Regions from separate parts of the Homo sapiens genome. Here region 2 is linked to region 1. A link is a loop called in an ENCODE intact Hi-C map of the cell type or tissue named here. Cell type or tissue: IMR-90. All regions are shown on one strand.

What was found. A loop is a pair of places that touch in the nucleus more often than their neighbours do. Peaks named below come from ENCODE experiments on the same cell type or tissue, not always from the same donor. Only the 100,000 strongest peaks of a DNase experiment are listed, where the experiment ranks them.
Region 2: a loop joins it to region 1, with 6 times the contacts of the local background. A loop is called at or near these places in 3 of 110 quality-filtered maps.

What each region holds. Positions count from the first base shown.
Region 1 is chr4:189,119,590-189,127,589 of GRCh38, forward strand. It overlaps LOC105377613 (a long non-coding RNA gene), which reads right to left and starts at 6,586. Exons shown (of 4, transcript XR_001741964.1): 1 at 6,521-6,586; 2 at 5,451-5,559; 3 at 4,650-4,793. In IMR-90, a CTCF peak has its summit at 4,760 (motif pointing left); a DNase peak (open chromatin) is centred at 4,742; H3K27ac peaks cover 577 bases.
Region 2 is chr4:189,789,714-189,797,713 of GRCh38, forward strand. All of the region lies in intron 3 of FRG1-DT (FRG1 divergent transcript), which reads right to left. Among named protein-coding and RNA genes, the nearest start is that of LINC01596, 88 kb to the right of the region's middle. In IMR-90, a CTCF peak has its summit at 3,491 (motif pointing left); a DNase peak (open chromatin) is centred at 3,458.

The sequences.
Region 1 (8,000 bases):
TCTTTGGACTGAATGATAATAGAGATAACAACCTATCAAAACTTCTGGGATATGGAAAAAGGAGTGCTAAGAGGAAAGTTCAAAGCATTAAGAGCCTTCATCAAAAAGCTCAAAAGAGCACAAATAAACAATCATAGGTCACACCTCAAGAAACTAGAGAAATAATGAACCAAACCCAAACCCAGCAGAAGAAAAAAATAACAAAGATCAGAGCAGAACTAAAGAAAATTAAAACAAACAAACAAAAAATACAAAAGATAAATAAAATGAAAGGCTGATTCTTTGAAAAGATGAACAAAATTGATAGACCATTGGTGAGATTAACCAAGAAAAAAAGAGAGAAGATCCACGTAAGCTCAATTAGAAAGAAAATAGGAGATATTACAAACAATACCACAGAAATCATTTAAGGCTGGATGATCATTTAAGGGTACTATGAACACTTTTATGCATACAAATGAGAAAAACTAGAGAAGAAGGAAAAATTCCTGGAAATATGCAACCCTCCTAGATTAAACCAGGAAGGAATAGAAACTCCGAACAGACCAATAACAAGCAGCAAGATTAAAATGGTAATAAAAAAAATTATGAAGGAAAAAAAAGTCCAGGACCAGACGGATTTATAGCTGAATTGTATCAGGCATTCATAGAAGAGTTGGTACCAATCCTATTGACACTATTCCAAAAGATTGAAAAGGAGGGAATCCTCCCTAAATCGTTCTGTGAAACCAGTATCACCCTAACACCAAAACCAAGAGTGACATAACAAAAAAGAGAACTACAGACCAATATCCCTAATGAACAGAGATTCAAAAACCCTCAACCAAATGCTAGTTAACTGAATCCAACAGCATATCAAAAAGATAATCCACCATGATCAAGTGGGTTTCATATGAGGGATATTGGGATGGTTTAATATACAAAAGTCAATAAATGTGATACATCACATAAACAAAATTAAAAATAAAAATCAAATTATCATTTCAATGGATACAAAAAAAGCATTTGACAAAATCCGGCATCCCTTTATGAATAAATCCCTCAGCAAAATTGGCATAGAAAGGACATACCTCAAGATAATAAAATCCATCTATGACAAACACACAGCCAATATTATACTGAACAGTGAAAAGTTGGAAGCATTCCCCTTGAGAAACGGAACAAGACAAGGATGCCCACTTTCTCAACTTTTATTCAATGTAGTAATGAAAGTCCTAGCCAGAGCAATCAGACAAGAGAAGGAAATAAAGGGCATCCAAATTAGTGAAGACGAAGTCAAACTGTTGCTGTGTTGTTGTTCACTGATAAAATGATTGTATACCTAGAAAACCCTAAACACTCCTCCTAAAAGCTCCTAGAACTGACAAATGAATTCAGAAAAGTTTCAAGATACAAAATTAATACACACAAATCAGTAGCACTGTTATATACCAAAACAAATAAAAAAACTCAACTCCTTTTACAATAGCTGCAAAAAATAAAAATAAAAATGCAGAAATATATCTAACCAAGAAGGTGACAAACCTCTACAAGGAAAACTACAAAACATTGTTGAAAGAAATCACAGATGACACAAACAAATAGAAACACATCCCATGCTCATGGATGGGTAGAATCAATATTGTGAAAATGATCATACTGCCAAAAGCAATCTACAAATTCAATGCAATTCCCATCAAAATACAACCATCATTCTTCACAGAGCTAGAAAAACAATCCTAAAATTAATGTGGAATGAAAAAAGAGCCCACATAGTCAAAGCAAGACTAAGCAAAAAGAACAAATCTGGAGGCATCACACTACCTGACTTCCAAGAGTACTATAAGGCCATAGTCAGCAAAAAGCATGGTACCGGTATAAAAATAGGCACATAGACCAATGGAACAGAACAGAAAACCCTGAAATAAAGCCAAATACAACAACTGATCTTTGACAAAGCAAACAAAAACATACAGCGGGGAAAGGACACACTAGTCAACAAATGGTGCTGGGATAATTGGCAGCCACATGTAGAATGAAACTGGATCCTCATCTCTCACCGTATACAAATATCAACTCAACATGGATTAAATACCTAAATCTAAGATGTGAAACCATAAAAATTTGAGAAGCTAATATCGGAAAACCCTTCTAAACATTGTCATGGGCAAAGACTTCATCACCAAAAACCCAAAAGCAAATGCAACAAAAACAAGGATGAATAAATGGCACTTAAACTAAAAAGCTTCTACACAGCAAAGTAAATAATCAGCAGAGTAAACAAACAACCCACGAAGTGGGAGAAAATATTTGCAAACTATACTTCTGATAAAGGACTAATACCTCATCAAAAAGTGGGCTAAGGACATGAACAGGCAATTCTCAAAACAGGATGTACAATTGGCTAACAAACATATACAAAATCCTCAACATCTCGGCTGCACGTGGTGGCTCAGGCCTGTAAACCCAGCACTTTGGGAGGCCGAGGCGGGCAGATCACGAGGTCAGGAGATCGAGACCATCCTGGCTAACACGGTGAAACCCCGTCTCTACTAAAAACACAAAAAATTAGCCGGGCGTGGTGGCGGGCGCCTGTAGTCCCAGCTACTCGGGAGGCTGAGGCAGGAGAATGGCGGGAACCCCGGGAGGCGGAGCTTGCAGTGAGCCGAGATCGCGCCACTGCACTCCAGCCTGGGCGACAGAGTGAGACTCTGTCTCAAAAAAAAAAAAAGCTCAACGTCTCTAATTATCAGGGAAATACAAATCAAAACCACAATGAGATACCACCTTACTTCTGCAAGAATGGCCTTAATCAAAAAATAAAAAAGTAATAAATGTTGGTATGGATATGGTGAAAGGGGAACACTTCTACGCTGCTGCTGGGAATGTAAACTAGTACAGCCACTATGGAAAACAGTATGGAGATTCCTTCAAGCACTAAAAGTAGATCTACCATTTCTTCCAGCAATCCCACTATTGGGTATGTACCCAGAGGAAAGAAGCCATTATACAAAAAAAGGTACTTGTACACACATGTTTATAGCAGCAGAATTCACATTGCAAAAATATGGAACCAGCCCAAATGCCCATCAGTCAACAACTGGATAAAGAAAATATGGTGTGTATATATCATGGAATACTACTCAGCCATAAAAAGAAACAAAATAATGGCATTCGCAACAACCTGGACGGAATTGGAGACCATTATTCTGGGTGAAGTAACTCAGGAATGGGAAAGGAAACATCGTATGTTCTCACTCATAAGTGGGAGCTAAGCTATCAGGACACAAAGGCATACTAGTGATACAATGGACTTTGAGGACTTGAGGGAAACGGTGGGAGAGGGGTGAGGGATTAAGGAGTACACACCGGGTACAGTGTACACTGCTCAGGTGATGAGGGCACCAAAATCTCGGAAATCACCACTAAAGAACTTATCCATGTAACCAAACACCGCTTGTTCCCCCAATACCTATTGAAATAATAATATAATAATAATAATAATAAACAAAAGCAAACAAACAAATAGTACCTCAGTTTCTGCCTCATGGATAGGGATTGTCAGAAGTCATCTATTTTAGAACATATCCTAATTTTAGAACTGTTAAAATATGAAAAACTAAGCATCATAGAACTGAAAGAAAATAGTAGGGTTGCTATGTAGATTTATGTGAGTTAAAACAACCAAACACCTCAGCACAGCGGCTGGCCCAGTGTCATCACACACCAACTATGATCAGTTACTCTTACTCCCAGCTAATCTAGCACAGGCTCATGAGCTCCAGTTGGTTACTTAATTTACAGAAATTCTACTCCACAACTCTTGTATTTTTGACTCCTTAAAATGAAGTTAAGTGCTTTTTATAAAAAAAAAAATGTTAAATGCTTAATAAATCTCTCCAGTCAAGGATTTCTGTTTTCTTGATTAAACCAATGGTTCTTTGAAAAAGAAGTCTAGGGAGCATCAGCAGCAGTGTTCTAACAAGCCCCACTGAAGGTGTCCGTAGAATTATTATGGCACTCATGAAAGTGTGGATTTTATAAAGACAGAATTGCCCAGCCTTTCCCTAATGTGATCTACAGACCAACCTGTGGAAAAATGAAACAGATTTACTCTACAGTAATGCTTAGCCATTCATAATTTTCTGGAACTGAGGTCTGAGAACATGTTTCTCAGTGGGTCAGTCACTTTGTTTTTCTTTTCTTTTCTTTTTTTTTTTTTTGAGACAGAATCTTGCTCTGTCACCCAGGCTGGAGTGCAGTGGTGTGATCTCCGCTCACTGCAACCTCTACCTCCCAGGTCCAAGCGATTCTCCTGCCTCAGCCTCCTGAATAGCTCGGACTACAGGTGCCCGCCACCACGCCCGGCTAATTTTTCTATTTTTAGTAGAGAGGGAGTTTCACCTTATTGGCCAGGCTGGTCTCAAACTCCTGACCTCATGATCCGCCCACCTCGGCCTCCCAAAGTGCTGGGATTACAGGTGTGAGCCACCGCGCCCGGCCACTTTGTTTTTCACATACTGAGAAGAGACGATGCACTCCCATGAGACATCTTCCACACCCAAGAGCAGAAAGGACAGCCTTCAGGCTGGTGGCTGAGGTTCACTTCTATTTATAACAGCATTTTAAACAACATAAGCTTATGGTTTCATAAAACTAGAAGAATATACCTGAAAATAGATTTCTGAAGTTTGATTTCACTTCATAAATTCACCTTCCATTGACGCTCCAGTGCATTTCAATCCACATCGCTGCAACGATGAAGGAGCGCTGCCATCTGCAGGCGCAGACCGACTAGAGCAACAGCTCAAAACCTAAAATACCCGCGTGTCCAGAATTTAAATGAGAAATATTTTGTTAAAACAGTATCTTAGCAAAGGGAAATAGCTTATAACGGAACAATCTTTTAGAGGCAAAGCTTTCGTCTGTTGCTTTACTCTCTTATTAAATCATTTATCCAAAATATGTGAGACCAATGAGGTATGTTTATTTATGCATAATATGCTGAAGTTTCAAAACACTGATTTCCCACAGGGTAGGAAACCATGTAGAAATAATATGTGTGGCTTTCTGGTTTGTTTTCTAAGAGCAGCACACTGAAATGTAAAAGCAACTGTGTTTGTACAATAAACAGGAGTCTTCTTTCTCTCCTAACATAGCAAAGAAAGGAAAAAGGTGTTATTGCTAAAAGAAAATACACAAAGTAAGAATCCAATACTAACCCTCTACTAAAGTATTTCCTTATTTATAAAAAAGAAATGGTTCCCATGCATTTCTCACAAATGCATGTTTTCAGTGGATCAGCAAGATGTCCAAACAAGAAATACCACCCTGTGGAAAAGCTGTGCCTATGGTATTTCTGACGTACCAATGCCAAAAAGTGGCTTTGGCCTGATTCCTCTTTCCTATGATCTCAGGTTGTATTTCCAGATAAAAGAGATTCAGTTACATTTGGAAGTGAGAAGAAATACCTGGAATTTATCCCCCCCAACTCGCACTGCGGCATTCTTTGGTCTTAGTCCAGGTATTCAATTCCACTTTCCTGCTCTTGGACCCTGTTGATCCGGGAAGAGGGTGGGCCTAGAACAAAAAAAAAAAAAAAAAAGATTTGGTAAAAACTGAGTGGATGGAAGAGCTGAGGCACACATTACCTCTTAGAACAATAGAAATGATTTCTTCAATAATTGTTTTGATAACTGGGCGGCCTGTCCACGCATTCATCTCAGTGAAGTTTTCCCTGATAGCCTGTTTTAAATTGATCATAGTTTTTCTTCATGATGCACATCCTGCCCTTTCCTTCCTCAGTATCACTCACAGAGCTAAAGGATATCCATGTCTCAAATATTAAAAAGCATGAACCAAGAGTTCTAAAATGATAAATTATGTGTCAGTGCAGCAAATGTATCGCTAGGCTCAAAAAACCCTATGAATGAATTAAATTTCTAACAATGCCTACTGTTTATTAGAAGCTTTACACCAAGGCTAATCAGTATTTCTGTAAATATATGATAGACAGGAGGGTTACTAATTACATTTTTCAGAAAGAGAATCAAGGTTGCATGATCAAGTCTATTTGTGGCATTTGACTCCACGTCAGCTTTGAGGGCAGATACAGGGTAAATCTAGGCATGATCGCTGTTCACTGTCAGTGAGTCCCTGGGAGAAAAGACAATCTGGGAGGGAAAACAACCAAGAGATGATTCTGATAGCATGAGTTTCTTAACTGCATTTAGACACTGATGCTTCCAATTCATATTTCTTCCGGAAATCCTATGGTTGTGAAGCAATCTATCACATTATGTTTTCTTTCCAATTTGTATTTTTTAAATTTAACTTTTATTTTAAGGTCAGGAGGACATGCGGAGGTTTGTTTCATAGGCAAACTTGTGTCATGGGAGGTTGTTGTACAGATTATTTCAGCACCCAGGTATTAAGCCTAGTACCCACTAGTTATTTTTCCTGATACTCTCCCTCCGCACCCTCCACCCTCTGATAGGCTCCAGTATCTGTTGTTTGTCTCCTTGGGTCCATGAGTTCTCACCATTGATCTTCCACTTGTAATTGAGAATAGGCAGTATTTAGTTTTCTGTTCTTGCGTTAGTTTGCTGAGGATAATGGCCTCCAGCTCCATCCATGTTTCTGCAAAGGAGATGATCTCATTCTTTTTCATGGCTGCATAGTATTCCATGGTGTATATGTAACACATTTATTTTATCAATTCTAGCATTAATGAACATTTAGGTTGATTCCATGTCTTTGCTATTGTGAATAGTGTTACAATGAACATATGTGTGCATGTGTCTTTATTATAGAATGATGTGTATTACTTTGAGTGTATACCCAATAATGGGATTGTTAGGTCAAATGTTAGTTCTGTTTTTAAGTCTTTGAGGAATCACCTTTATCTTCCACAATGGTTAAACTAATTTATACCCCCATCAACAGTGTATAAGCATTCCTTTTTCTCTGCAATGTCACCAGCTTCTGTTATATTTGACTTTTTAATAATAGCATATTAGTCTGTTCTCTCACTGCTATAAAGAACTACCTAAGACTGGGTAATTTATGAGGAAAAGAGATTTAATTGGCTAATGATTCCACCAGCTGCACAGGAAGCCTGGCTGGGAAGGCCTCAGGAAACTTACAATCATGGTGGAAGGCGAAGGGGAAGCAGACACACCTTCACCTGGTGAAGCTGGAGAGAGAGAGAGTGAAGGGGGAAGTGATACAAACAACCAGATCTCATGAGAACTCACTCACTGTCATGAGAACAGGGAGGAGGAGTCCACCCCCATGATCCAATCACCTCCCACCAGGCCCCTCCCCCAACACTGAGGGTTACAACTTGCCATGAGATTTAGGTGGGGACACAGAGCCAAACCATATCAAACAGCCATTCTGACTGGTGTTAAATGGTATCTCATTGTGGTTTTGATTTGCATGACTCTCACGATTGGTGATTTTGAGCTTATTTTCATATGATTGTTGGCCATATATATGCCTCCTTTTGAAAAGTGTCAGTTCATGTCCTTTGCTCACTTTTTAATGGAGTTGCTGGGGGGTGTTTTTTGTAAATTTGTTTAAGTTCCTTATAAATGCCAGATATTAGGTTTTTATCAGAGGCATATTTTACAAAATTTTTCTTCCATTCTGTAGGATGTCTGCTCACTATGTTCATAGTTTCCTTTGCTGTGCAGAAGCTAACAAGTTTAATTAAATCCCACTTGTCATTTTTGCTTTTGTTGCAATTGCTTTTAGTGTCTTTGTCATGAAATCTTTGCCCATTCCTATGTCCAAAATGGTATTGCCTAGGTTGTCTTCCAGTGTTTTTATACTTTTGGGTTTTATTTTTAAGTCTTTCATCCATCTTGAGTTAATTTTTGCATATGGTATAAGGAAGGGGTCTAGTTTCAATCTTTTGCATATGACTACCCAGTTATCCCAGCATGATTTATTGAATAGGGAATTTTTCCCCCATTGCTTGTTTCTGTCAGCTTTGTTGAAGATCATAGTTGTAGGTG
Region 2 (8,000 bases), 670 kb after region 1:
AAAGCTTAAGTAGTGTGCTTCAATTCTCACAGCTTGTCTAGACCGGACTCAAATGCAGATCCGTCACAGCCTAAAGCTGAGGTTCCAGCCACCACACCGAGCTGTCTTCAGTCAAGAGTTAACTCATCTCTCCCCAGAGCCATTGTCCTGAAGATGCGAATATAATGATGATGAAATGTGTCCCTCTCCTTCAAGAAAATCAGAGTCTAGTGGACAGGGAAGGACATATAAGTAGCTACTAACTTGTGATGTGCTGAAAATAAAATAGCGTCATTATAAATAAACAAAATCCTCAACACTACAGCGGAGTGGAGTCCAGGGAGCAGAGAGAAAACTGAGCTGGGATGGATTATTTGAATTGAACTTAAAGAATGAACGGGCCTCGCATATAACCTGGATGATAATTATTTTTTTCACATTTACAAATGAGGTGAAAAGGCTAAACCAAAAACCCCTGCCAACCAACACATGTCTTTCCATAAAGTCCCCAACTGCTGGCTTCAAGAGCAGCCCCACTGGAAGCTTATTTCGGGACGTAACCCACGGTCACTGGTGCTTTGCTTCTTTGGGGCAACACCACGTGGATGGTCACAAGCCAGCTGACTCGGTGAAGTCACACCATCTGAGGCTTGCTGTGCACAACCTTCCCGGGTGAAGGTGCCTTCTGCAAACCTAGTGAGACCATTTGTACATCGAAGGGATGCTCCCCTGAACATTCACCATCATCCTGTTGGAATAACCATCTCTTGCTTCAAACTGAGGTTCTCCCATATTCCATATAGGTCTATTCATTACTTGTTAATGGTTGTCATTTATTACCCCCTTGTTTATTACTGAAATTATGATTCATTAAGTAATAAAAATCTGCTTGGAACATGCAAAAGGAATAAGCTCCTCATTGTTTCAAAGCGTCTTTGCGGATTTTATTGTGCTCTTTTAGGAATAATTTTTTTCTCTTCTATTGAAAAAGAACCATCTCTATGAAACCATGTGGACCAATAAATTATTCATGTATATCCATCATTTTAGGTTAAAAAATAGCTGATTTAGAAGCATTTGTATTGTCAAATTCTATTGCTTTGCAGTTCTGTTCAGTTTCCGTCACCCCCGGCAACTCACACTGCATCACAGCCAAGCTCATCACCTGGAACACTGCCTTTGTGCCGTGCTCCTCCTCACACGGCTCCCTGTTGCTGCCACATCTCATCCAGGCTCCTCCCTGATTACCTTGATGGCAACACCCATCAGCTGCCACACACTCACTTCTGCTACTCTCCACACCAACTCCCTTCTCCAGTCAGCAGGATTTCTTACCAAGCCACATCTCCTCTCCACCCTACACCTACAGGCAAATGCCAGGCTCATCTCCAGCACTTGGCCTCTGCTCCTTTACTCAGCCAGTATTTACTGCCTTGCGACTATTGCCCAGGCCCGGTGAAGGCTGTTCACATATGTAAGACAGGCTCCCTGCTTCTCAATAGCTTATTCCTCTAACAGGCAAGACAGGATACCCAGGTAAATAATTTCCAGAGTATGACAGGTGTTCCAACAGGCATAGGCAAGCTCTACTTCAGCGTCCAAGGAGAACTCTAGCCTGAGTAATACGCCATCTTACCCCTTCTTAGGACTTTCACGTGGGCTGGCATCATCTCCCCATTACATTGCACAATTCAAGGGCAAGGACTCTGTCTCCCAGTTTCTTTGTTTACCTCGCTATACCTAGCATGCTAGGAAATGATTAGACATGTATATTGTATCTAAACTTGTAGTATAATACACCCATTTTATAAAGATTTGAGTTCAGTTTTCTCTCTGTCTTCTTTTTCTGGAGACAGGGTCTCACTCTGTTGCCCAAGATACAGAGCAGTCCTGCAACCATGACTCACTGCAGCCTCGTCCTCCTGTGCTCAAGCCATCCTCCTGCCTCAGCCTCCCCTGTAGGTGAGACTCCAGGCATGTGCCACCATGCCTGGAAAATTTGTAAAGTTTTTTCTAGAGAGGCTTTCTCACTGTTTCCCAGGCTGGTCTCGAATATCTTGCCTCAAGTGATTCTTCCACCTCTGCCTCCCAAAATGTTGGGATTACAGACATGAGTCACCATACCCACATAATTTCTTAAAGAGTAGTACAAATAATAAATAGAATAAAATACATTTTTTAATAAAAATTTCAGTTTTTAATGGGAAAATATGGATTATATGTATCTAATAAAAATAATCTTCAGTTGATACGGTCCTAATTTTTAAAACATGACTATGTGCTTCATTCATTCATTCATTCATGCTCTCAACAATCGTATACTGAAGACTCACTATGATCTAAGTGCTGGCACTTTCTCTACAAGGACAACAAAATGGCCAACTCTGAGGAGCTTCTGTTCTGAGAACTCTCCAAGAGGAACACAATTCTGAACCTTGACCTCCAAGGGCTTTCTGATGTCCCAGAGCCACTGCATCACTAAGTTGGGGCCACCATGCACAGCAGGTTATTCCAAGCATTTCCAAGCTATGGATATATATTTTGTCCATTGTATTTTTTTCTCCCTTTACTTAAAAAAAAATTTGATGTGGTCTGCAATGTGACTGCCCACTGGTCAGCTCCAGCACGGACCACAAACAGCAGGGGGCTTAGAGCACAAACTAAATGGGGTCCACCACACCCTGCTTTCATCTCCCAATATTTTTCATGACTTTTCCCAAAGAGATATAAGCATTAGTGGTTCTGAACTACTATGCCCATAGCATTTTATTACAGTTTGCCCATATAAAGAGTTTTTGTGGCCCGTATAAAGCAGCAACCTCTTTGATAAGTGACATACAGCATTTCCATCCACCCAGATCCAGGGCTGACCTAGAACACAAAGAGAATTCACCAAAGGCTTTCACCAAAATTCTCTATTTTTCTTTCTGCCTTTCGAGAACTAATTTCTCTTAAAAGAAAGAAAATTATCCGTGGTTTCCACTTAAGCCAAACGGCCAGACAGCTCCCAGGAAAAATCTAGAGAGAGGAGGATGATTGGAGAGGCGGAAAGAGAGGACATATACCTCCTTCCTTCTTATCAAGTCCCAATACTCTGCTGCTCAAGGGAATATGGAATCTCAGAAGTACTTGATATGAAAATGACAAAATTCATTTATTGACAGTTGGGTAAAATTGTATCCTAACACAATCACAGAGAGTGCTGTCGTTACTTGAACAAAATAAAGCAACACAAAAACATTTGGCCAATGAGGTTCACAGGACGCAAGAGACTACAAGCTGGTGAGTGACAGGCATACGTTCAAGCCTTGCACTGTCACGGTATGGGGTCAGATCTTCAGAGAAGTTTTGACAAAGGATTTCACTGCCCTCACAATACATTTTATGCCTCTCCTAAGAAACGCTTAATGTCTGCAATTATGTGTCAGCCACCCAAGAGCCTCAGAACGCTATGCAACCGCAGCATGCAAAAGCAAACGTGTCAGAAAGGAAAACTGGGACGCTACTGCCCTCTGCTGGACACACAGGCGAAGGGCGATTCCTGCACCGTCTTTACCGCACCTGGGAGGAGTTCTGGGCATAGCTGCGTGCAGCTGGCGACACTTTACTCAATACAAGAGGTCTTGAGTGCGCAAGGCCTCATCTGGGTCATGGACCCTGCATGACTCTTGTGACTGCTTAGATAAACTACATCTCACCAAGGATGACTCAAAGCAAGGAGTGATATTGAAATATTTTAATTGTTCTTTTTCAGTAGCTGTTATATATTGAAGAAAACGCTTTTGTCAATGTGAAAAATGCCTATTAACGTTTATTCATAACAGTAAACAATTACCACTGCGGTATGTCAAAAGAGATGGGGATGCCAGTATGAACAGGAAAGAGCTGTCCTATCTCACAGGTCAGCGACGTTACACAGTCCAGTGAGGACACGTATGTATGTCTCTTGTGTGTAGATTTGTTTTGTTTTTGAAACCAATACCTTCTTCAAATGTTGCCTTGAAGTACACATTGCAATGGGGTTGACTTAGTTTGAAAATCACTTTGTATTTGGCAAATGCCCAGTCAGGGACCGCAGCCTAGACACACAGAATGCAGCCATGTGAAGGCCATCCAAGTTCAAACACAAACGAAAAAATTAGTGTGTCCAGTTTCCAGTCGTAATAACTTTACCTTACAGACAAGCCGCTGATTCTCGGGAAGTCTGCTTCCCTCCAAATCCAGCTCATTTGGAAGGGAGGAAAACAACATTTAATGAGCCCCTCTCTGTCCTACGCGTCAGCCCATGCAGCCTCACAACTGCACCTTGGGGTACCCAGGATTACGGACATTTTACAGGTGAGATCACGCTCAGAACGCACGTGCAGAAGAGGCAACTGGCAGTCACACATGGCCCACCATGTCTTAGACTTGGAGACATAATCTCACCTGCACATCAGACTCTCTCGACAAGACCCTTCTAAGCTAGGTGGAAAGAGGTAAGTCAAGGAGAGAACACCCAGAGTCTTAGCCCTGATGCTGCACTGACATATCCACGGTCGGGGACACATCCTAATGCTTCCATGCCTCAGCAGCTACATCTGTACAAGGGGACACTCAGTCTCAAACTTGCCTCACTTCATCGTCAGTCAAATGACTCTTTTTTACCCTTGGGTTCTTGGTACTGAGAAGTATTTAAATTAGTCTTTTTTTAAAGTGGTTGCGTGAGCCAGGTGCAGTGGCTCACACCTGTAATCCCAGCACTTTGGGAGGCTGAGGCAGGTGAATCACCTGACGTCAGGAGTTCAAGACCAGGCTGGCCAACATGGTGAAACCCCATCTCTACTAAAAATACAAGTTAGCCAGGTGTGGTGGCAGGCCCCTCTAATCCCAGCTACTTGGGAGGCTGAGGCAGGAGAATCACTAAAACCCGGGAGGCGGAGGCTGCAGTGAGCTGAGATTGAGTCACTGCACTCCAGCCTGGGTGACTGAGAGAGACTCCGTCTCCAAAAATAATTATAATAAAGCAGTTGTGTAGACCAGAGTGAAGAGCTCTGACTCTAGAAGTCCACAAGGCTGGGTGCAAATCCAGGCACTGCCACTCACCAGCTCCACAACCTGTGAAACTCCAAGCCCAAGTTCCCTGCCATCACCCACAAGAGTAACCGGCCTCCTGCAGTGTTGTTCTACGAATCCCAGTAGCCTGCCCCATGGCCAATGCTCAACAAATGCTCATTCATTTCTCTCCCCAGTTACCTTCAAATGTGATGAGTTCTTTATGTAACTTGAGAATTTAAATCCATCTGGGGAAAGAAACTAGATGATTCTCAGGGCCCTTCCAGTCCTGTACTTCTTAAAGTATTACTATGCAAAGTTTTTCTAAGTACTTCTGTAATCCTCGCATGATTACAGAAGCCAGAAGCAGCTTAAAAGGTACCCAGTTCTGTTCTCTTACTTTAGAAATAAATTTTGACCTAATGGGCTCACCCAAGAAGAAACCAAGACTAGAATGTAGCCCAGTGGGCTCCAAAAGACATGATAATGCTGCTTTAACCTACCCCTAACCAGAATGTTCTAGAGCACACACGGCTGCACCCTCTGAGCTATGTGGGGTTGGTAGGGTGAGCCTCACCTCAAATCCCAAAAGGCAGGATGGAAAGCAGGTAGCGCGCCTGATTAGAGAGCTCCTGCAAACCAGCATCATGAGAGGGACTTTTTAATAATCTGGGTAGAAATAAGCCTATAGTCTTAAACACATTTTTAAAAATATGCAGGATTTATCTTGTGTTGGGAATGTGAATAGATTAGCAAAAGCTTCAGCTGAGCACAGTAATGTAAAACCAGCCAACTAAATAAAACCAGAAGGTCTGAAGGAAAGGGAATTACCTGGGCAGAGCTGGGAATTGGAAGATGTTTAACCACAGACATGCCCCACCCCTTGGCTTCCTGTGCTCTGCAACCCCCACCTTTGGGGGACATTTGAGGCAGTGCTCATCCAGTCATAGCGTAGGCCTTTTGCCTCATTTCATTCCTTCCTGAATTCATTATGGTGTTAAACAGGCCTGCCTGTGACCTCGAAAGCGGTGTGACCACAGCTTGGTCCTTGCCCACATCCAGCATCCTCAGCATCCCGTCTCCTGGAATATATCACAAAGATACTTCACTCTCAACTTAGTTTGTCTTTCAGAAATGAATACAAATAGCACCTTGTTTGATGTAATTAGACTGGGCCGGAGCTTGGGTCTGTCTCCCAGGTTTAACAACAGATGACCTGTTATGTGTCACTTCTGTGGCCCTTCCCAGCAGGGACCCCCACCCACCAGGTCTAATTTCACAGGCTTCCTAATTACTTCTTTGTGGTGTGTTTGTTTCCTTGGGTGATTAGTTTTGCAGAATCCCTGCCTGAAGAATGATTGTGGATGTGCTAGCACTGATGTATTCACTTGCCAATGCTCCCACAGCAGTACCAGGCATTTGCATTCACAAGCAGAAGTTATTACAATTTTGTCTTTGGTGTCATGCATGCACATACATATAATTATGAATGAAGATAAATAGCCTTTTAAAAAATCTCTGACAATATTTTTGTAGCACTTGCGTTCATGTGCTGTCTGAACAAATATTAATATAACGCATGACTCTTTTTGGAGTATTGACTTGTCAATATAGCACTGCACAAATCCAGAATTTTAAATACTAACCAAACAAATGTTAAGAAGAAATATTCTACCACAGAGAATCATATATAAATACAAATCTCAGCTTTCCTTTTATCTACCTGACTTAACATATATATACTAGGCATATCGTCTCTTAATTTGTAAAACCAGAAGTCAATTCTACTGGAGAAGTTCATAAACACACAGGCAACCTTCCTGCATGACATATAGCTTAATGGCATATGCATTTGCGTATTTATCTGCATTAGACAAAGATTAACTTTCAAGTCTCCATTAATGCCTAGAAGCAGAAAAATATAGATGTGTCAACCCAAGACTTTTATACAAAGAGGCTCATAGTGCCTTGCTAGTCTCAAAATCTATTCGAAAGACCACCTTAGAGAGGAGGCCCCTTTAATAAAACAGTCACTCAGCCCTTTGGATGGGCTCCCAGGGAAGGTCTCTCAAGCCTCACATTTCACAGCATAGCAAACTTGCTAAATTGGAATACATTTACATCTGTATCTTCTCTTGGTAAGATGGAAAGCCTGGGAAATGGTCTTTGGACTAGCCTCCAGTAGGAAGAAAGCTAGCTTTTCTCCTTCACTTATTTTTAAGCCTATTAAACCTCAATGTGTTGTAGAAATATGGAAATAGTCCATCTTGAATTAATTTTTGTATAAGGTGTAAGGAAGGGATCCAGTTTCAGCTTTCTACATATGGCTAGCCAGTTTTCCCAGCACCATTTATTAAATAGGGAATCCTTTACCCATTGCTTGTTTTTGTCAGGTTTATCAAAGATCAGATGGTTGTAGATATGCGGCATTATTCCTGAGTTCTCTGTTCTGTTCAATTGGTCTATATCTCTGTTTTGGTACCAGTACCATGCTGTTTTGGTTACTGTAGCCTTGTAGTATAGTTTGAAGTCAGGTAGCATGATGCCTCCAGCTTTGTTCTTTTGGCTTAGGATTGACTTGGTGATGCGGGTTCTTTTTTGGTTCCATATGAACTTTAAAGTATTTTTTTCCAATTCTGTGAAGAAACTCGTTGGTAGCTTGATGGGGATGGCATTGAATCTATAAATTACCTTGGGCAGTATGGCCATTTTCACGATATTGATTCTTCCTACCCATGAGCATGGAATGTTCTTCCATTTCTTTGTATCCTCTTTTATTTCATTGAGCAGTGGTTTGTAGTTCTCCTTGAAGAGGTCCTTCACATCCCTTGTAAGTTGGATTCCTAGGTATTTTATTCTCTTTGAAGCAATTGTGAATGGGAGTTCATGCATGATTTGGCTCTCTGTTTGTTACGGTGTATAAGAATGCTTGTGATTTTTGCACATTGATTTTGTATCCTGAGACTTTGCTGAAGTTGCTTATCAGC